5 separate regions of the Homo sapiens genome follow, and all the other regions are linked to region 4. A link is an interaction called in ENCODE POLR2A ChIA-PET data of the cell type or tissue named here. Cell type or tissue: Caco-2. All regions are shown on one strand.

The links. Peaks named below come from ENCODE experiments on the same cell type or tissue, not always from the same donor. Only the 100,000 strongest peaks of a DNase experiment are listed, where the experiment ranks them.
Region 1: POLR2A ChIA-PET joins it to region 4 with 9 read pairs; 3 of 35 experiments call an interaction of 5 or more read pairs at or near these places.
Region 2: POLR2A ChIA-PET joins it to region 4 with 8 read pairs; 1 of 35 experiments calls an interaction of 5 or more read pairs at or near these places.
Region 3: POLR2A ChIA-PET joins it to region 4 with 10 read pairs; 1 of 35 experiments calls an interaction of 5 or more read pairs at or near these places.
Region 5: POLR2A ChIA-PET joins it to region 4 with 8 read pairs; 1 of 35 experiments calls an interaction of 5 or more read pairs at or near these places.

The regions. Positions count from the first base shown.
Region 1 is chr12:52,882,721-52,886,720 of GRCh38, forward strand. It overlaps the pseudogene RPL7P41. Among named protein-coding and RNA genes, the nearest start is that of MIR9898, 14 kb to the right of the region's middle. RefSeq lists a silencer at 2,085-2,379. In Caco-2, a CTCF peak has its summit at 2,254 (motif pointing right); DNase peaks (open chromatin) are centred at 1,911 and 2,301; H3K4me3 peaks cover 161 bases.
Region 2 is chr12:52,234,589-52,238,588 of GRCh38, forward strand. KRT7 (keratin 7) reads left to right here. Exons shown (of 9, transcript NM_005556.4): 2 at 567-778; 3 at 2,921-2,981. Among named protein-coding and RNA genes, the nearest start is that of KRT7, 3.3 kb to the left of the region's middle. RefSeq lists an enhancer at 1-216. In Caco-2, no CTCF peak of the experiment used is centred here; a DNase peak (open chromatin) is centred at 1,623.
Region 3 is chr12:53,481,740-53,485,739 of GRCh38, forward strand. It overlaps MAP3K12 (mitogen-activated protein kinase kinase kinase 12), which reads right to left. Exons shown (of 14, transcript NM_001193511.2): 5 at 3,578-3,736; 6 at 3,317-3,475; 7 at 2,518-2,626; 8 at 2,172-2,281; 9 at 1,868-1,984; 10 at 1,610-1,747; 11 at 826-1,450; 12 at 560-630; 13 at 202-472. Among named protein-coding and RNA genes, the nearest start is that of MAP3K12, 16 kb to the right of the region's middle. RefSeq lists an enhancer at 616-1,129. In Caco-2, a CTCF peak has its summit at 495; DNase peaks (open chromatin) are centred at 411, 1,722 and 2,063.
Region 4 is chr12:52,048,979-52,052,978 of GRCh38, forward strand. It overlaps NR4A1 (nuclear receptor subfamily 4 group A member 1), which reads left to right and starts at 2,464. Exons shown (of 7, transcript NM_173157.3): 1 at 2,464-2,590. It overlaps LOC107984510 (a long non-coding RNA gene), which reads right to left and starts at 2,176. Exons shown (of 2, transcript XR_001749148.3): 1 at 1,056-2,176; 2 at 1-231. RefSeq lists a silencer at 2,099-2,508 and an enhancer at 2,600-3,157. In Caco-2, no CTCF peak of the experiment used is centred here; DNase peaks (open chromatin) are centred at 1,320, 1,963 and 2,303; H3K4me3 peaks cover 2,841 bases.
Region 5 is chr12:52,184,589-52,188,588 of GRCh38, forward strand. It overlaps KRT80 (keratin 80), which reads right to left. Exons shown (of 9, transcript NM_182507.3): 2 at 791-999. Among named protein-coding and RNA genes, the nearest start is that of KRT80, 5.4 kb to the right of the region's middle. In Caco-2, no CTCF peak of the experiment used is centred here; a DNase peak (open chromatin) is centred at 1,674.

The sequences.
Region 1 (4,000 bases), 830 kb after region 4:
AGGTGAAATTAATTTTAATAATATATTTTATTTAACCCAATATACTCCAAATATCATTTCAATATGTAATTAATATAAAAAATTAATAATATGATATTTTACATTCTTTTTCCCTTATATTAAGCCTTCAAGATTGAGTGTACAATTTATATTCTCAAAACATCTCAATTCGGATTAGCTGCATTTCAAGTCACGTAGCCATATGTGACTAGTGGCAACCTTACTGGACAGTGCAGATCTAGACACCCCTAATTCTCACCCCAGCTGCCCCAGGACTAATAGTATGCAGGAAGTGGGGCATGGGGAAGAAGTCCAAGCAGCTCCTGGAAGAATGCTTAGGCCATTTGGACAGGACTTCAGGACACAGGCCCTTTCTGGGCATGTGCACTCCCTGGACCCCTCGGATTTCTCACCCGGGGGGAAGAGCAAAGCCAGAGGAGAAACAGAAAATTAAACCACACTTGTGTCTACATTTCAATCTATGTGAGAGAATAAGAGCCCCATATGCTTCAAAAAAAGTAAGGCAGGCTGGGCGCGGTGGCTCACACCTGTAATCCCAGCACTTTGGGAGGCCAAGGCGGGTGGATCCCCTGAGGTCAGGAGTTCGAGACCAGCCTGACCAATATGGTGAAACCCCATCTCTACTAAAATGACAAAAATTAGCCGGGTATGTTGGCATGCGCCTGTAGTCCCAGCTACTTCAGAGGCTAAGGCAGGAGAATTGCTTGAACCTGGGAGGCGGAGGTTGCAGTGAGCCAAGATCACACCACTGCACTCTAGCCTGGGTGACAGAGTGACAGTCCGTCAAAAAAAAAAAAAAAAAGTAAGGCAAAGCATAATTCTTTGTGAACACAAGGAATATACCAAAGTTTCAATGAGCAAACAGCATTATGTGTCTGTCTACATTTTCTTTTTTTTTTTTTTTTTTTTTGGGAGATGGAGTCTCACTCTGTCACCCAGGCTGGAGTGCAGTGGTGTGATCTCAGCTCCCTGCAACCTCCACCTCCTGGGTTCAAGCGATTCTCCTGCCTCAGCCTCCCTAGTAGCTGGGATTACAGGTGCACGCCACCACACCTGGCTAATTTTTTGTATTTTTAGTAGAGATGGGGTTTCACCATTTTGGCCAGGCTGGTCTCGAACTCCTGACTTCTTGATCCTCCTGCCTTGGCCTCCCAAAGTGCTGGGATTACAGGCGTGAGCCACCATGCCCAGCATAATGTCTGTCTGCATTTTCTTATAGACTTACTTTGTTCTTTTACCTTAGCTGCCTGCCCCCATTGGCATTTAAGATTTTTATTCCCTTGGCCAAAAAATAAATAAATAAATAAATAAATAAATAAATAATAAAAAACCAAGGTCTTATATTCTGTCAACTTTTAACAATGAGAGTCAGAAATATGCCTAAGTATTGATGTTATCTGAGCATTAAGTTTGAGGATAGGCCAGGGCATGGTGGCTCATACCTGTAATCCCACACTTCTGGAGGCCGAGATGGGCGGATCACTTGAGCTCAAGAGTTCGAGACCAACCTGGGCAACATGGTGAAACCCTGTCTCTACCAAAACTACAAAAAATTAACTTGTTGTGGTGGCATGCACCTGTAATGCCAGCTACTTGGGGGGATGAGATGGGAGGATTGCCTGAGCCCAGGAGGTAGAGGCTGCAGTGAGCTGAGACTGAGCCACTGCACTCCAGCCTGGATGAAAAAGTGAGACCCTGTTTCTAAAACAAAAAAACAAAAGTTAGAGGCTAGCCACCCAGATGGCCTCCCAGAAAAGACAGACTTCAAAGGAATGGAGTCAGTGTTCCCAGGGTTTTACTTCTATAGGCAGAAACAGGGAAGTCTAACAGAGTTCCACATTTTCCATACAAAGCCCGTGCATAGGTCACACCGATTTGATTGATTACAGCTTGCTACATTCCAGAGAAGATTGCGTTAACATTCCATGAGGAGGGGTAATGATCTGAGGGAGTCTTATCTCTGACACTATTTGGTTATTTCTAATCTTTTACAGGAAAAGGAGGAAGTCACAGCTGCATGTGTGTGGCACGGGCCACATAGTTATCCTCCACTCAAGGCTCAAAATAATTTAAGTTCCAACACCTTTAAGTTTGAATTATTTAATTTCACAAGTCTTACTGTTTTAATAAATACCCAAAAGTAGACGGAGCTGGAAGGAAATGTAGTGTCAGGGGACCACCTGGAAGCCAGGAGACGGTGGCACTGCGGGGTGTTTGGCTGGACACTCCCCACAATGCCCTCCAGGGGGCGCCAGGAGCCTGGATAAAGAGACCCGCAGGAGCAAAGGTGGTGACTGTCCCTCTCCACCCCAAGGCAGGCCCAACTAGCATGGTCCCACTCGGGTCCTCTCCTCCAAGCCTGCAAGTTTCTCCTAAGTTAGAAGCATCTGGGCAGGAAAAATAATCTGGAAAAAGCTCAGGTTTAGAGCCCTTTGTTCTGATCCATGCGGCCACCAAATAGCTAGGCAACCCTGAGAGTCTGCCCCTCCGGGGCCTATAAAATGGGGTTTTAATCGGCCTCACAGGGCACATGTGTGGATCAAACAAGGCAGAGCCTTCCTGAGTGCTTTGGAAACTGAAACCCAATACAGACATGAGGAGGAAAACCTGAATGGAGCTCTTTCCTGGCTGGAACCATGGAGGTGTCCTGGAAAAACCTGAGCTTTTTTCCATATTATTTTGCCTGCCTGAGAAAGAAGTTTGCCCAAACGATACTTCAAAAGGCAAGGAGAGCCAAGCTCAGTGACTCACACCTGTAATCCCAGCACTTTGGGAGGGCCGATCACCTGAGGTCAGGAGTTCAAGACCAGCCTAGCCAACATGGAGAAACCTCATCTCTACTAAAAATACAAAAATTAGCCGGGCGTGGTAGCAGGCACCTGTGATCCCAGCTACTCGGGAGGCTGAGGCATGAGAATTGCCTGAACTCAGGAGGCAGAAGTTGCAGTAAGCCAAGAGCACACCATTCATTGCACTCTAGCCTGGAAAACAAGAGCAAAACTCTGTCTCAAAAAAAAAAAAGAAAGAAAGAAAGGCGAGGAGGAAGCTTATCTATGGAAAAGTGAAGCACTATCACAAGGAATATAGGCAGATAGATAGAACTGAGATTCAACTGGCTCAGATGGCAAGCAAAGCTGGCAACCTCTATGTACCTGCAGAACCCAACCAAGTTGGCGGTCATCAGAATCAGAGGTATCAATGTGTGAGCCCACAGGACCAAAAGGTATTGCAACTTTTTCACCTTTGTCAAATCTTCAATGGAAGCTTTGTGAAGCTCAACAAGGCTTCCACTAACATGCTGAGGATTGTAGAACCATATATTGCATGGGGGTACCCAAATATGAAGTCAGTAAATGAACTAATCTGTAAGTGTGGTTATGACAAAATTAATAAGAAGTGAGCTGCCTTGACAGAGAACACTTTGATTGCTTGACCTCTTGGTAAATACAGCATCATCTGCATGGAGGTTCTGATTCATGAGATCTATACTGTTGGAAAACTCTTCAAAAAAGCAAATAACTTCCTGTGGCCCTTCAAATTATCCTCTCCATGAGGTGGAATGAAGAAAAAGACCACCCATTTTGTAGAAAATGAATGTTGGCAACAGGGAAGACTACATCAATAGGCTTATTAGAAGGATGAACTAAGGGTCCACCATAATTTTTTTTTTTTTTTTGAGATAGAGTCTCACTCTGCTGCCCAGGCTGGAGTGTAGTGGCATGGTCTCGGCTCACTGCAACCTCTGCCTCCTGGGTTCAAGCGATTCTCCTGCCTCAGCCTCCTGAGTAGCTGCCACTACACCTGCCACTACACCCAACTAATTTTTTGTATTTTTAGTAGAGACGAGGCTGGTCTCAAACTCCTGACCTTGTAATCCGCCCACCTCGGCCTCCCAAAGTGCTGGAATTACAGGCATGAGCCACTGTGCCCGGCTACCTTGATTATTTTTCTAATCTGGTCAATTAATAAACAGTTCCTG
Region 2 (4,000 bases), 190 kb after region 4:
GTCCCCAGGGCCTGGGGCCCTGAGCTGCTGGTTTTGCAGAGGCCTCTATTGCCTCCCACCTCCAGTCATACCGGCTACTCCTTAAGGGCCTTTGTGGGCTCCAGGCTGGGGTCATTTTACCATGGATTGACTGTCCTGAGGCCTTGCTGGAGAAAGGGGAAGGAGAGAAAGGATATTGAGGAAGGAAGAGAAGAGGTCCCAGACAGAAGGGAGGGCTGGGCCTGGTCATCCTCATGATCCATTGACAGGAAGAGGTGGCTGTTCAGATAGGGAGGTGGAGAACACCACCTGTAATGTGATGGGGAGTGAAGTGGAGAGGAGGCCCTGGAGCACATTCGTCGAGAGTCAACCACGGGGCACTTCCGTGCACCAGGCAGACCTGCTTCCTGGATCACTCTGTAGGACACTTGATTTGGAGTCCAAAGGGAGAGGGCTGGAAGCCCCAGGCAGGGAAACAGCCAGGGGGAGCATGGCTCTGCTAAGTGGCTAAAGATGATGTTCCTCAATCCCGCTGTGGGTGGCACGCTCTGGCTCCTCTTGAGTTTCCTCCTTCTCGCCCGTTCTAGGTGCGGTTTCTGGAGCAGCAGAACAAGCTGCTGGAGACCAAGTGGACGCTGCTGCAGGAGCAGAAGTCGGCCAAGAGCAGCCGCCTCCCAGACATCTTTGAGGCCCAGATTGCTGGCCTTCGGGGTCAGCTTGAGGCACTGCAGGTGGATGGGGGCCGCCTGGAGGCGGAGCTGCGGAGCATGCAGGATGTGGTGGAGGACTTCAAGAATAAGTAATGCCCCCTGTGCCACATGCGAAGACCCCTGCCCCGGGCCAATGTGACCCTCATGAGCTGACCCTGTGCAAGTCCCCCTGCTTCAGGAATCAGCATGCAGCTGCTCAGTCCAATAACTCCCTGAGGGGCCAGTCTTGACCAACACATTTCCTGCCTTTCCTCTCTCCTCTTTGTCCCTGGGGGCTGTTTCCAAATCATTCTGGTCTTTTCCCCTGACTCAGTCCCAGTGAAATGTCTCAGCCCAGCCCTGACCTGCACTGTCTCCTTTGGGTGTCTGACCAAGGCCCCGAGAGAGAGTAGGGCAGAAAGTGTCTTCTGACAGGGGTGCTTCAGAACTGGTATGACCTTCACAGATTATTCTAGAGCAACTCTCTTTTGTTCAGGTGAGGAATTAGAGACCAGAGAAGTTTAGGGACTTGGTTGAGCTCACACTGCAAAGGTCACTGGGAGAGCTGGGACTTGAATTTTAGGTCCCTGACTCCTAGGAGAGGACACAGAGCCAACTTGGGAAGCAAAGAAGCAGAGAGGGAAAATGGTCATTGTGAGCCATGCGAGGGCCGCAGAGGCTGAGGGTGGGTCTGGTCATGGCAGGAGCCAGAAGGAGGCTCAGGAAGGCTGGGACTGGGGCTTTTGAGGACAGGTCTTTTTGCACTCTTTTCTCATTGAATAGAAACAAAAGCCTGAAGCTCAGGCTGGGCCCCACCCTGGCACACCTGAGGGGCACTGGGGCAGTGAGTGAGTTCTGTCCCCTGCCTGTGGCTGTGTGACTAAGCAGGAGTCACACATTGGCTCTGACTGGAGGAGAGCAAACAAGGTCTCTGTGGAGTGCCCCCCCCCAACACTCCCACTTCCCTAGGGCAAAAGTCAACAGGATTAGTCCCATAGCAGGTGGAACCAGACAGGTGCAGAGTAGGGAAGGTGTGGGGCCATCATTCAGCCCCTGTTGTCAGGACTAACGTGTGTGCATGCGTGTGTGCATACCTGGTGCCCACCCCCATACTCCCCCCACCCCAAACCCTCAGAGCACCTTCCTGTGGAGCCAGTCTGAGATCCAGGCTGGGACTGAAAGAGGAACTGGAAGGGAGTCCAGGGAAGGAGTACAGGGAGGGTCCCTGTGTGCAGCTGCTCAGGGAGTTCCGATCTGTGCACCCTCTTGACCTGGCTGTGCACTGCCAAGGCAGGGGTGGACGGAAAGCCTTGCAGATATTTTCCAGCTTCTACAGAACTTGAGGGAGTGCAACTTTGAGGGTATGGGCACCTCCAACCCTGAGTCTGGGCTCCTGAAGGGGCTTGGCCTACCTGGATGTCCTGCCTTCCACCCCAGGTTGTCCCTACTGCTTCCAGCAGCTCTTGGAACTCTTGTTTCCAACACCTTTTTTTGAGTCTCAACATAAACATTAGATTAAGCCATTGTGGTCTCTTCCTCTGTGCCTTGTTTGCCCAGGTCCTCCTAAGGGCCAGGAGTGGCTCCTTGGGAGGAAGAGTGATGGGAGCTATGGGAGGAAGGATGGGGGCTGGATCATCAGGCGGGACCTGGTTCTTTCAGGACTTTGTGTATCCCTCATCCTGATTCTACAGGGTTCCTCCCCTTCAGACTCCTTCTTTGCCCCTGAGGGGTGGGATTAGGTAGTGATTAGGGCATGGCTGGAGTCAGCTGCCAAGGTTCAAGTCTGGGCTGTGCCACTTAGCAGCTTAGTGACCTGGGCAGATTACGCTGCCTCTCTGTGTCTCTGTTCCCTTCTCTGATAACCACAGTACCATCGTTATAGGTTTGCTGTGAGGATGAAATGAGCTCATGCATAAGAAGCACATAATGGTGCACACCCCATAGAACACAGTCTCATGCATATGGCTGTTATTATTTGCTTTTTTTCTCCCAGGACATGCAGCTTTTGTGCTGTCATTCACATGTTTCCTATGTGCCCCACCAACAACCCCCCATGCCAAGACTCAAAGCCCTAGGAATGGCCGCGTGGAAGTCAGGGAAATTTGGTTTTGTAGCTGACACCTGTTTTTTCAGGTGTGTCTTTAAAGAGTAGGGGAAGGGAGGCAGGGCAGATTTCACAGCTGCATATGGCGGAGGGGGGACGGGAGCATGGAGGCAAAGCTGCATCAACACCAGGCCCTCCTCTACTGTAGGTACGAAGATGAAATTAACCACCGCACAGCTGCTGAGAATGAGTTTGTGGTGCTGAAGAAGGTGAGTGGGAAAGACAGGCTCGAGGAGGGTTGTCTGAAAACATGGGACAAAGGACCACAGGATCCTCTCACCTGAGCAGCCCATGGGGACCTCTGGCCAAGGCCTGCCTGAGCTGTCCAAGAGGAAGTCTGCACAGCCTGTCCTGTGGGTGCGTGTATGTGTGTGTGTGTGTGTGTGTGTGTGTGTGTGTGTGGTGACTGATTAGACTCATTTCTAGGCCTCTAGGGGTTAGAACTAAGAGCAAAGGATGGAGATTATAGAGGGAGATTTCAACACTGAATAAGGAGTGCTCTATTCAAGCCAGAACATTTTCATCACAAAGGTGTTGCTTGGCTGGCCTGAAATGTTTGCTGAATGAATGCAATGAGCTGCCTCGAGCCAGCATGAGCTCTCTGTTCCTGCAGATGTGCAAGCTTGGAACGCCTTAGAAGTATCTTAGGGGTCTTGTCTACATGCCCTTTAAGATTCTCTTCAATACACTGAGCAGTTGGTGTTCCAGGCCAAACCACAGAATTGCAACTTGCCCCTGGGAGCTGGGCCCTTGGAGATTCAGGAATGAGTAAAAGTGAGGCCTGTCCGTAGGAGTTTAAGCTTGAGAAAGTGCAGCTGGAAGAGGCTCAGACACCATCTTCACCTGGGGTGTTATCTGAGGCCCACCTGCATCATAGTTACCATGCTGCAAATTAAAAACATAGCTTGGAGATTTTCCATCTCTGGGAGCGGGGCTGGGAATCTGAATGACTTTGTGTTCTGCTACTGACTGACGAAAAGTTGAGCTCCCAGAGTTGAAGTGATTTGTTCCAGGTCACACGGTTAGTAGGTGGAGCTAGTGGTGTTGAAACCATCTAGGTCTTTAGGAACTGGTCAAGTGCTAGGTTGGGGCTTCAGTTGCTCTGGGATACCAGTGCTGATGCCCACCATGCAGTCTGGAGGGTCAGCAGGGCAAGCTTCATGCTGTGACCATGTACAGCAGCTGTAGAAACTGTTTCTGGGTAGGGCAGTAGTATTTGGCCTGTGGG
Region 3 (4,000 bases), 1.4 Mb after region 4:
TATAGCTACATGCAAGCTACTGGTCAGGCATCGTAATAGATGCTCTGTGCAAGAGGCTTCTGAAATTCCACCACGTGGATATTTGCTCTTTATGGTACTTTCTGGCCTGTGCAGCTGTCTCCCCAAAAGCTGTTAAAAGACAAGGCATCTGCTTACAGCTCTCCCTGTTCAATATCTGCTTTTTGCTGTTGTGCCACTCACCCGCTCTCTGAGAAGTTCCTGGTGTGGAATGGGCAGGGAGCTGGGTTCAGGGCCAGGGATGACCTCTGAAGGAGGTGGGTCCAGTGGGATTTCTGAGCCCTGGGAGCACATGTCATCAGACCGCTCATCTGGCCGCTCATCAGTGTTGGTGCTGCCAACTTCAGGTGTGCCACTGGGGGAAGGTTCACTAGCTGTGCCTTCCTCCCCATCTGATGGATTCTCTGAGCTGAAGGTAGATAGTGACTGGCGCATGTTCAGGCTCTGAGGCCACCTACATGTTGAAGAGGGGGATTACAGCTTGGTTCTGCCCCTAGCAGAAAACAAGAATGCCATTAATTCTTGTAATGCCATCACTTACCTCTGGCTTGATGTCAGCTCTACTTCACTGTCTACCTCTCCTTCCTCCTCTTCCGATGAGATGCCACGTTTCTGCAGGAGAGATGGGGTGGGGGGGGTCTGATTAGAAGTGGAAAGAGGTCACTAAGAATCCAGGAGAAGGGAACATAGTTACGAAGGGTGAAGTAGGGAATGGCTTAAAATTGAGCATAATGTGGGGGATTAGACTTGGACCCCAGGGAGGATAAGGAAAAAGGGAAAGAGCTTGGGAGCCTTCCCATACTTTACCTGACTTCGGGTGACGGCAGCCCTGTACAGCAGTGCAGCTGGGGTCAAGTGCTGGGACCCAGCCCGGCTTCCTCCCCGGCCTGAGGTCCCTTCCCTTCCAGTTCCCAGAAGCCCCACACCTTCACCAGGCCCTACTGGAGGAGGTGGTTCCCCTTTGGCTCCCCCAGGTGAATCTGGGCTGGTGGAGCCAGGGGCTGAGCCCTCACTTGGTGGGGTGTCACCCCGGGCCGGAGGTGGTGAGCCAGGATCCCCAGCTCCGCCTGTGGCCCCCCGGCCCCGGGACCCTAGTGCTGCTGACAGCAGGTCTGGGGACGATGAAGACATTTTGCGGAGCAGGAGGTCATGATGAAGCCCACGGAGGGCGGGAGGGCAGGCCTCCCAGGCTGAGGGTCCCCCTCCTAGGCCCCCTGGGCTTCCTGGTCCTCCAGGTTCATGGGGTGGCACAGCTGTACGAAGCCCAGGCAGGTCCCCACAGCTCCCCTTGGCGCTGGCCTTGCGGTGACGGGTCTTGCCACGGCGACTCCGTCCTGGTGAGGGGGGGCCCTTAGGACACCCAGGAAGCCCCACCCCACTCAGGGCTGCATCTAGTTTAGGGAGCAAAGACTCCGTCTTGAGGATATCTGGCCTGGAAGAAGAGGAAAAGTAAAAGGTTAAGACTGCCAAATCTATGTACTCAAAGCACTCCCTAACCTTGGACACTAAAGTACACATCTCCCTGCTAATATACCTGTTGCCACTTCAGTATCCCTCTTGCCATATTGGAACCACAGTACTCATGTCCCACCTTTTGCTATGGGGTGACAGCTTCTGTGGCACATTCCTCTTCTTGATAAGCTTCTCCATTGTGTTTCCATGCAGGAGGCCCCGGGAAGGGTGTGGCTTCAGCAGGCCTGGGCACCTCCGCTCTAAAGCTTGCTCTCGCCTAAAGATCCAGGCACCTTCTCAGCTGGGCAAATGACCAGGAAGGGGCACCCCAGTCTCAGTAGGACCTCTAAGGCAGGCACAGCTCCAGGGCTTGGTGCATAAGGACAGGTAGGGTTACCTGAGCAGCTCCCTCTCCTTGAGTTCCAGCTGCAACATGAGGGCATTAAGTTCCATATACAGGTTGTTGGCTCTCTCCAGCTTCCTTTCATAGTGCTCCCTGATGTCCAGGGCGTGTCTGCAACGGGCAGAAAGGTTCCCCAAGGTGAACTGGGTTCACCTAGGGCCATAACAGATCTCAGTCTCAGAATTCCTGTCCACAGTCCTTTCGTAGTCCTTCCACCCGCCCTGGGGCTGGGTAGGAGCTGACTGGGTGCATAGTCCTTGCTGTTAGTAAAATCACCTCCCCAAGCACGGGAACTCACCTGAGCTCCTCCCTCCTCCTCATCACCAGTTCCTCTTCTAGGCGGTGCAGACAGGTCCCTTCTGACTTAATCTTTTCAAAGTGCAGTTTTACTTCTTCCCGCCACTCTGCCTATGGGTTGAGAGCAGATGAAGAGTGAGAGCCATCCCTTCACCCAGTGAAAGGCTCTGCAGGTTGCCCACACCACTGCCAATGTGTGTGCTGGAGCAAAAAGGAGTGGATTGACTCAGCCCTCTAAGAGCCAATCTCTTCAGTCCCACTCAACCCATTTCCCAGCCTCCCCCTCAAATAGCATCATCTCTGCAAAGAAGGGGAGTTAGGTATTTATTTTCCTACCCACAGCACACCTGGGACTTAAAGTAAGTCTCCTGGGGTGTGGAGAGTACATCAGCTGAGGCAATGTCCAGATGCAGCAGGATCTGTCGGAATGATGGGCGATTTCGTGGTTTGCTATTCCTGAAAGGAATGGAGTTAGGAAGGAGAGGGGAGAATTTGAGGGAGGATCAGATAGGAACTGGAGCATCCTTTCCCAAAGTGTGTCCTGGAGAATCCAATCCTAGAATGTACTCTGTGACAAAAGAACTTATGGTCAACTGTCTCTAGAGAATATTACACACTATTCATTAGTGTGTCAAAATCCTGCAGTAAGGAAACCTATTGAACCCCATATTTTCCAACTTGTCTCCCAAAATAAAAGCCTTTTCTGAATAACTTCATTGAAGGAACCACATTTTGGGAAATGCTCAGTGACAGATTAGCAATCGTCAAACTTCCCTGGGTCTAGGTTCCAAATGAGGGTCTGGGGTCCTTTCCTTCTGTGTTCTAAGGTTGTTTACTTGAGGCTCAACCAACCATGCTTGGTGGTTATGCTGCTCCTTCCTTGTACTTGTATGCACTCACTGGCACTTCATGACAAATCAGGAATGCAGATATCGTTAAGTGTATTTTATAGATGAGGAAACAGGTTCAGAGTAGATACCAATTACCCCTGGTGACTCAGCTCAGAAGGTAGCATGAGCCTGATTCAGATGAAAGTCAGTCTCTTTGAATTAAATGTACCCCTGCCATTTATTGGTCAGTCCAGCCCAGTACTACCGTGCTTCTCAACTTCTCCAGGCCCAGTATCCCAGCCCAGACCATCCTTACCAGCACTGGCGAAGCAGGATCTTGAAACCATCTGGGCAACTGGAGGGCACGGGCAGATGGAGACTGTTGCTTCCCACACCCCAGATAATGGCTGAGGAATCTACGTCTTTGTAGGGGATCTCACCAGTCAGCAGTTCCCATAGCACCACGCCAAAGGACCTAGGGATGAGGGGACATCACTTGTGCTCAAGCCCTAGAAGTTGCCCACAATCCCCCCAGGGCTGGCCACCCACTCTTCTCAGTTTTCAGCCTAGTTCTCACCAGATGTCGACCTTCTCAGACACAGGTTCATTGCGGATCACCTCAGGGGCCATCCAGGCTACTGTCCCTGCAAAGGACATCTTGGTGCTCTTGTCACTCAGCTCCTTGGAAGTGCCAAAATCTGAGATCTTCACCACATCGTCGTAGGTGATTAGCATGCTGGTAAAGAGTGTAGTCAGCTGGGGTCCACACCCCTCCACACACCTCATCTAACTCTGCAGCAACTCTGCCTTTCAGGTTTTTTTGTTTGTTTGTTTGAGACGGAGTCTCACTCTGTCACTCAGGCTGGAGTGCAGTGGCTCAATCTCGGCTCACTGCAACCTCCACCTCCTGGGTTCAAGTGATTCTCCTGCCTCAGCCTCCTGAGTAGCTGAGACTACGGGCACTCGCCACCACGCCTGACTAATTTTTTTGTATTTTTAT
Region 4 (4,000 bases):
CTTCACATTCAACCAGTGGCCTTGAAGGAAGATGGTTTGGAGCAACCCAGAGCTCTCTGCAGATGCATTCACGTTGAGACTGTATGCTGGGATGGAGGGTTCTGGCAGGTTCTGACCAGATGACTGAATGCCATCAGCATTACAGTCACCCCTTGGTTTATGAAGGGGGTTGGCTCCAGGACCCCAACTTGTACTGCGAATACTCAAGTCCCACTGTTGGCCCTGTGGAACCTGTAGATACTAAAAGTCGGCCCTCTGTATATGTGGGTTTTTGGATCCATGTTGGATTGAAAAAAAATCCCCAAATCCCCATATGAGTGGACCTACACAGTTCAAACGTGTTGTTCAAGGGTCAACTGTGTATGAAGACTGCTCCATCTGTGGTGGACAGTGAGGCTTTAGAAAGAGGAGACAGGCAGGCTAATGGATGGTCTTCATGGGTGTGGGAAAGGAGGAGTGGTCACTGGGCGCAGGCAGTTGGTCTGTGGGACCAGTGAGGCATGGGCTGTGGCTGGCAGTAGGAAAGCGGGAGAGGCTGAGTGCAGTGGCTCATGCCTATAATCCCAGCACTTTGGGAAGCCAAGGCAAGAGGCTTGAGCCTGGGAGGTCCAGGCTGCAGTAAGCCATAATCATGCCACTGCATTCTAGGCTGGGCAACAGAACAAGACCTTGTCTCAAAGACAACAAAACAAAACAAAAACGGGGAGAGGAAAGGACCCAAGAGATGTTCCAAAAAAGAATTTCAGGAAACAGTGAAAAGTTGCAAATGGGGCATCAGGAGCCAGGAGCAGAGATTAGGTGGCAGGCAGGGGGTGCAGAAATGACAAGTTCTGTCTGGAACAGATGAAATTTGAGGTGCTTGTGGGACCTTTGAGTGGGCAGAAGCGGGGGCTGGAGACAAGGGTGTGGGAAAACTGTGATGGGGGTTGAGGGTGGAAATCGGGCCGGCAGAGCCTCCGGGGCAGAGAAAGTCCTATGGGGTGACCAGATGAGTTGAGAACTGGGTGGGTGGGTGCAGGCTCAATGGAAGCAGAAACTCATGGATATTGACTTACATGGGAGAAGGGGAATGGATGGGGGTCGCAGTGGGGTGGCAGGGCTCTCTTTTCCTTGTTTTTGTTTTTTTGCCCTTCCCTCTTCTCTTACTTTTCCGTGAGGGCTCCCCAGGCTCAGGAGAGATCAGGGTGGAAGGGTGACGGCCAAACCAGGGAAGGCTCCAGGTGGCTGAAGCCTGGTCTGTGCCCAGCAGGGCCCTGGCGGGCTGTTCCTCACTCCACCGGGCAGGTGATAACTGGTCAGAGCTGCCTCCCCACAGGTGCTGGAGGTAGGCTGGGAGGGCCGGTGCTCCCTGATGTGGACAGGGGGAGGGGTATTGATAAGAGGCGTGGAGAGATCCCTAGAGATGCAGTCTGTGGCCCTGGGTTCCAACCCAGTGTGCCACCACCTGGCTGTGTGACCTTCAGCAAGTGCCATTATTTCTCTGAGCCTGTTTGTTTATAAAATGAGGAAGAGTTGGCACAAGTTTGAAAAGATTTCTCAGGCTCCACCCGGTTCTGAAATTCGGTAATTTCCCAACTAGGGTGCACTCCCCCTGTAAGGGGCTGGGGAGGGGACGGTGCGAAACCAAGTTCAGCTTGTGGAGCGGAGCCAGAGCTGTTGGCCGAGCTTGGGCCTGGCCAACGCCTGCCCTCGGGAAGGTCCTGTGTAGGGAGACTGCCTGGAGGGACTAAGCGAGGGCTCTAACTGACGTCTCAGGGGCAGCCTCTCAGCCTGAGACCCTGCTGGGGAAGCCGCGTCCTGTGCACTAGCTGCGCCTAGGGCTGAGGTGAGGGCGCAGGCTCCCCAGGGTGTGTCCGAATTGCCCGCCTCAGCCCGCGGCCTGTCCTGACCGCCCAGCAGCGGCAGCAGCGACACCCTAGGGCTCCAGGAAGGGCTTGGGAAGGTGTAAAGGCGGGGCTAGGCTCGGAGGGAGCCGGAGGGACCGGGCGCGGTTGGCTCCCGGGAGCAACTGGAGAGTGAGGAGATCCTCATCCGGGGAAGCCCCGCGGCCGCGTCTCTACAGCGCCCCTTCTCGGGCTCTGGCCCTCCCGCTGGTTATTCTGGACCTGGGGGCCCCCAGCTGGGACCCGAGTCCGGTGCGGGGAGCCTAGTGGGCCTGGGAGCTGCTATTTTTAGCGGGCGCGGCGGGCGCGAGGAGCCTATTTATAGATCAAACAATCCGCGCTCCCTGCGTCAATGGAACCCCGCGTGCGTCACGCGCGCAGACATTCCAGGCCCCCCCTCCTCGCCCCGCCCCCTCGGGCTCCCCGGGCCGCACCTCCCCCTGGCCGCCTCCCGCCGGAACCGCACCGCCCCCCGCGCCCTTGTATGGCCAAAGCTCGACGGGCGGCCTGCGTCAGTGGCGCCCCCGCCCCTCCCCGTGCGTCACGGAGCGCTTAAGAGGAGGGTCGGGCTCGGCCGGGGAGTCCCAGTGGCGGAGGCTACGAAACTTGGGGGAGTGCACAGAAGAACTTCGGGAGCGCACGCGGGACCAGGGACCAGGCTGAGACTCGGGGCGCCAGTCCGGGCAGGGGCAGCGGGAGCCGGCCGGGTAGGTTCCCTTCGGGGAACGTGCATCTGTTTTTAGGAGCGGTGCATGAAGGAGATGGGTGTACGCGCGGGCAGAGAGGATGTTGTAGGGCCGGCATGCAAGAGGGTAGGTGTAGTGTGCAGCTGTAGCACAACGGGATGAGAACCCAGGTCAGACTGGAAACTACTGGGTGCGGGGTAGGAGGTAGGGGAGGTTGACTACCTGCAAAGTGGAAGCTGTAGGGGGTTGGGGTTGGCGCCGGGAGTAGGGACTTGTCCAGCAGGCGGCTGGCCTTAGTTCAGTCTCCTAGGGTGCCCAACTGGGCGCACGGTGCTCTGAACTTGGGTGGGTGTGGATGGGGGTCACAGCACCGTGGGGGAACAGGTACACAGAGCTTTGGCGCTGCTGGGATCCGTACGATTCTAACTGGGATTGGATTTCCAAAAGGCCCTCCTTCCTCCCAGCCTGTCAGCTCCCTCCCAGTGTCCCGGTTGTTTTCTTAACACTTTAGAGGCTGTGGCTGAGTTGGCAGGGGTTCCCCACCCTGAACTTTCTGTCTGAGGTGCGTTAGGAAGCCTCCGGATCATTGAAGGAAGTGACTGGCTTGGTGGCTGACCTGTGGAGGGCTGCTTGCTGTGTATTGAATAAAGGAGGCTTCTTGGGGTCGGGGCAGGGTCTCTGTAAGCACAGGGAGAATTGATTTCGCTGGGGCTTGGATCACGTGTGTGTGTGTGTGTGTGTGTGTGTGTGTGTGTGTGAGAGAGAGAGAGAGAGAGAGAGAAAGAGAGACAGAGGTGGAAACCCTTGTCCTTGGGGATCCTGGATAGAAGTTGCCAGTGTTGGAGTCTTGGGGCGGTGCTGCCTAGAGGATACCTCCCAACCATTCCAGCTCCAGATGCTGATCATCCCTATGCCCCCTCCCCCAGTAGTCTCTGTTGGATCTTACAGGTAGGGTGCAGCCTGAGGCTTGTTCAGCAGAACAGGTGCAAGCCACATTGTTGCCAAGACCTGCCTGAAGCCGGATTCTCCCCACTGCCTCCTTCAACCCCGCCTCTTCCTCCTCCTGTGGGACTGCTCCCCCCTCCTGTGAGGCTAGATGTAGGTCCATATCTTGTGTTGTTAAGAACCTGCATGAAGGGGGAGGGACTGATGGGGGTTGATCCGGATGTGGGACGTCCAGGTGGAGAAACAGGATTTGAATAAGGCAGGAACAAGCGCCCAGTTCTGCCCAACTGCTGTCTTTCCTCCTTCACCCCCAGCCCATCCCTGGCCAGGCTGTCCTAGTGCAGGCAGATGTGGCCACCCTCACCTCTCGCAGGGTGCTGCATGCCTGTGGACTGGTGCCACTGGGTGTGTGGGGCCTGAGCTACAAGGGTCTCTGTTGTCTTGGTTGTCAGGCTAGGGGTGGAGGTGCCCTGTTCAGGGCCTGTG
Region 5 (4,000 bases), 140 kb after region 4:
AACCATAATCATTCCCGTTTCACACAGGAAGAAACTGAGGTTCAGATATTAAGCCACTTACTGGAGGTCACAAAGCTAGTGATGGGTGATGATGAAGATTAAACCTCATTCTGGGCTAATGCCCAAGCCTGGGCCCATAAATGCTGGGATATACTGCCCAGCAACTGTTTGTCTGTCTGTCTGTCTGCCCCACTAAGTTGTAAAGGCACCTTGCATACTGGGGCTGTTTTCCTTATCTGTCTCTTTCCAAGTCTACCTTGATGTCTGGCATGCATTGCTTCTTTATTCAAATCAAACCCATTCTTTCCATCCCCTTCCTGCTTCCTGGTGGCTTTCCTCTCCTTTCCAACCCAGTCGAGATCAAAATCTAAAGCCACATCTAAAACAGAAACCCATCTGTTCTAGCTAGTGACGTAATTTCCCATTGCCAGAGCAACATGTGGACAAGAGCAAGTGTGTCCATAGGTACAAGAGGACGGCTGCTCGAGGCAGGGGGTGCGGGTTATGATGATGCCCAAGGGCCAGCAGGCACAGGGTTTAGCTGGGAGCCAGCACAAGATTGACTTTGTTTTAAGGGTTGCTATTAGGGAGGGGGCGGCTGTAGGTTCACAGCCATATCCTCAGTATTTAGAATACTGCCTGGCACATACCAGTCCCTCAATAAATGTCTCAGGTAAAGAAATGTTGCAGAACATCTTTCCTCTTTCTCTGGCTTAAGTGCCTCCCATCTGAGCACAGCTTGGTCCCAGCCCTCAGGCCTTGCTCATGGCTCTCATGGGGCTCTACGTACCTGATTCGAAACTCCTCAACCTTCTCCAGCACCTGCAGCAGGTTGGCCTCCAGCTGCCCCCGCTCCTGGCTCACTTTGCGCAGTTCCTCCTGCAGCCGGCCCTGATATTCCTCATAGAGATGCCCGAGGTCGAAGATGGCTGAGTCCTGGCCCTGCAGGAAGCTCCAGCGTGTCTCCAGCAGCTGGTTGCGCTGTTCCAGGGCTTGCACCTGGGAGAGCAGGAAGGCGGCGAATGGGTCAGGTGTGGACCAGTCGGGGGCTGAGGCCCCGGGCTGACCAGCAAGAGCCCACGGAGGGCTCCCTGGGAAGTGGCAGCTCATTTATGCACACCACCCAGGGCGCTCACTCAGCAGAAAGCACCTCCAATGACTGATTGTTAAAACTGAAGATGGTGAGATAAGGACAGGATCAGAGCAAGGTGGAGCCAATTAGCAAAGGTTTCCAGGCGAGGGCAGGGCAGGGCTGGCAGAGGAAGGGGGTAAGAGGGTGTGAGAGTGCCAAGCATGCGACAGGCTCTCCATGCCTGCCTGGGGCTGGGGCGGGAGACCCCAGGGAACATGGGGTGTCAGAGGCCTATCTGCCCCCTTGCCACCACGACAAGTGTGGTCCCATCTTGTCCTGGAAACTCAGCAGGGTAGGGCCTGGTTAGTACTGTCCTTAAGTGCTCATCCTCTCGATGACAGAGGCTCCCTGAACCTCAGTTTCCCCAGCTAGAAGTTAGGAATGATAACACCTGCCTGCGCGGTCCTCTCCTTCCCTCCACCCTGTCCAGCCGAGCTCAGCCTGGGGCTCTCCCTGCCTCCTCCCCACCCTGCCTGTCCTCTCTATTCTCCTTCCCATCACCAGGCCCTCTGCTCTCCCCATTTGTTCTTCCAGCTCCCTCCTGCAGGAAGCTCTCTGTGACTCAGGTTGAAAGACTTCCCTCTTCCCTCCAGCACTGAGGCCTTCAGTTTAGCTGCTCCTCCTTTGTCCTGAGCCACTACTCTCCCCATGAGACTGTGGGGACACCTGGGGATGTGCTTTGGGATACGACAACAGCAGGTGCTCATGTGGCCCCTGCTGTGTGCCAGGCCTTGCTCTACATGCTTGACCCATGAAATCCCTGCAGCACCCCCATGGGTGGGTACTATTATAAGCTGTATTTTACAGATGAGGAAACCAGAGGTGATGGAACTTGCCCAAGGTCACAAAATTAGCAAGTGGCAGAGCCAGGCCTGGAATCCAGGAACTTTGGGTTTAGAACCTTTTAACCACTATGACACATGCGTCCTGTGTGTTGCTGGTCACTGTGGGCCCTGGGATCCCAGCTACCCTTCATGGGCTGGCTTCTGCCTCCAGTTAGGGACAGTTTTGCCTCGAGGTGAAACCCTGGGAGGGCTCTGAGCCCAGCTGCGCCTCTCAGACTCTGCCTACCATATGCCTCTTGCTGGGAGGGTCCTGCGCAGTCCTCTCCTTCCTTCTACCCAGTCCAGCCCAGCTCAGCTTGGGGCTCCCCCTGCCTCCCTCCTCCCCACCCTGGCTGTCCTCTCTACTCTCCTTCCCATCACCAGGTCCTCCTCTCCTCCCCATTTGTTCTTCCAGCTCCCTCCTGCAGGAAGCCCTCCATGACTCATATCTTGAAAGGCCCCCAGTTTACCTGTTTCTCATTTGTCCTGACCCACCACTTTCCCCATCACACTGGGAGCCATCTGCTCCCCCTTGGGGCCTCTCCTCCCTTGGTGCCAGGGATAGGCCATGAGGGCAGGCCATGAGGTTGGAGGCCTGGTTGGGGCCTGGCTCCCGTCAGTGTGGGTTGTTTGTCATGAGGATGTTTTGATAACCAGCCCAGTGATGCTCCCTATGGTCACAGGTGAGTAGCTGGGCCTTCTCCCACCACTGCCGGTGCTGCTGGCCCAGGCTCCCAGAATCGTAGCCTGCGAGAGCTGCCAGCAGCCTTTTGGATCAGCTGAGCTGGGCCCTTCATTTGCAGAGGAGGCAATGGAGGCCAGGGGTGTCAAGTGACTTCTCCAGGGTCACAAAGCAACTCGGTGGCCCAGCTTCCCAGAGAGCCCCATCTGATGGCCACTGCCCTCTCTGCACCTTCGTAGGCTCCCGAACGGTCAGGTGGGGCCAGCCCCTCTCTCTCTGCTCTGCTTCTTCAGGGTGTCCTTGTTTTTCCTGAAGTGCTCTGACGACCCTTCGACATTCACAGCAGACAACGCCAGCAGGAATACTGGATGATGGCGTTTGACGGTATTTGCGGGCTGCCATTCCCCTGCATATCTGTACTGGTAGGTTCTGCTTGAAGCCAACCTTAATCCTGCTCTCTGCTGTACTCACAGCCAAACAGGTTCAGTAGGGATGGAGGTCAAGAGGGTTTCTGCCCTGCCTTGTGAGTGTGAGAGGGAGCGTTGGGGGGGCAGGTATCTGCTCACCCCACCTTGCCTCCGTTTTGACAAGCAGGAGCCCCATGTTTACACTGAGGGTGGAGTGAGAGGAGAGATGTGAGGCTCCTTCCTCCACCCATGAGCAGCAGAGAAATCTTCACACCAGGAAGTTCTTCCTACAGTCTAACCTCAATTCCCTATGCTTCAGCACTAGCTCGCTGGGACATGGTGTGCGTTTGGCCGGCCAGTCCAGCTAGAAGGCATCTGTGGTCTTAGGGGATCAGGGACAGCCCCCTGTTTTCTGCTGCCCTTGGGGGAGTCTCTGGTTGTCTCAGTGGGCGGGGATGGAAATTCATTCCCCACTTGGGACCTTCCTTGCAGAAAGGCTCCTCCCTCTCAGAACAAGGACCTGGGGAGGGCTCATAATCCTGGTGCCCTGAGAGGTGCCAGGTTAATTGCCTCCAACCCAGGAAGACTGCCGAGCCTTCACCTCTGATTCCTCCTCTCTGTTCTGCCTGGCCCTCTGCCCTTAGATCATACAGTAGCAGCTGTAGCAGGGACCTCTCCATTTTACAGATGAAGAAACTGAAGCCCAGTTGAAAAGTAGGGCCAGGTTGGGGCTGAGGTTAGGGGAGAGGCATGTTGTTTTGTGGGGGAAACCGAGCAGCCTAAACTGGAACTCCTGGAGGGAGACAGGCCGGACATCCCAGAGGCTGCAGGTCTTACAGGGGAGTGCCTCTGGGCCACACAGGTAGTGTTCCTTAGCGGGGGCTGTTGAATCCCCGGCCTTCAGCCAGACATTGGCTTTAGCCAGGGAGCCTCAAAGACTCACGAGCAGTGGCTG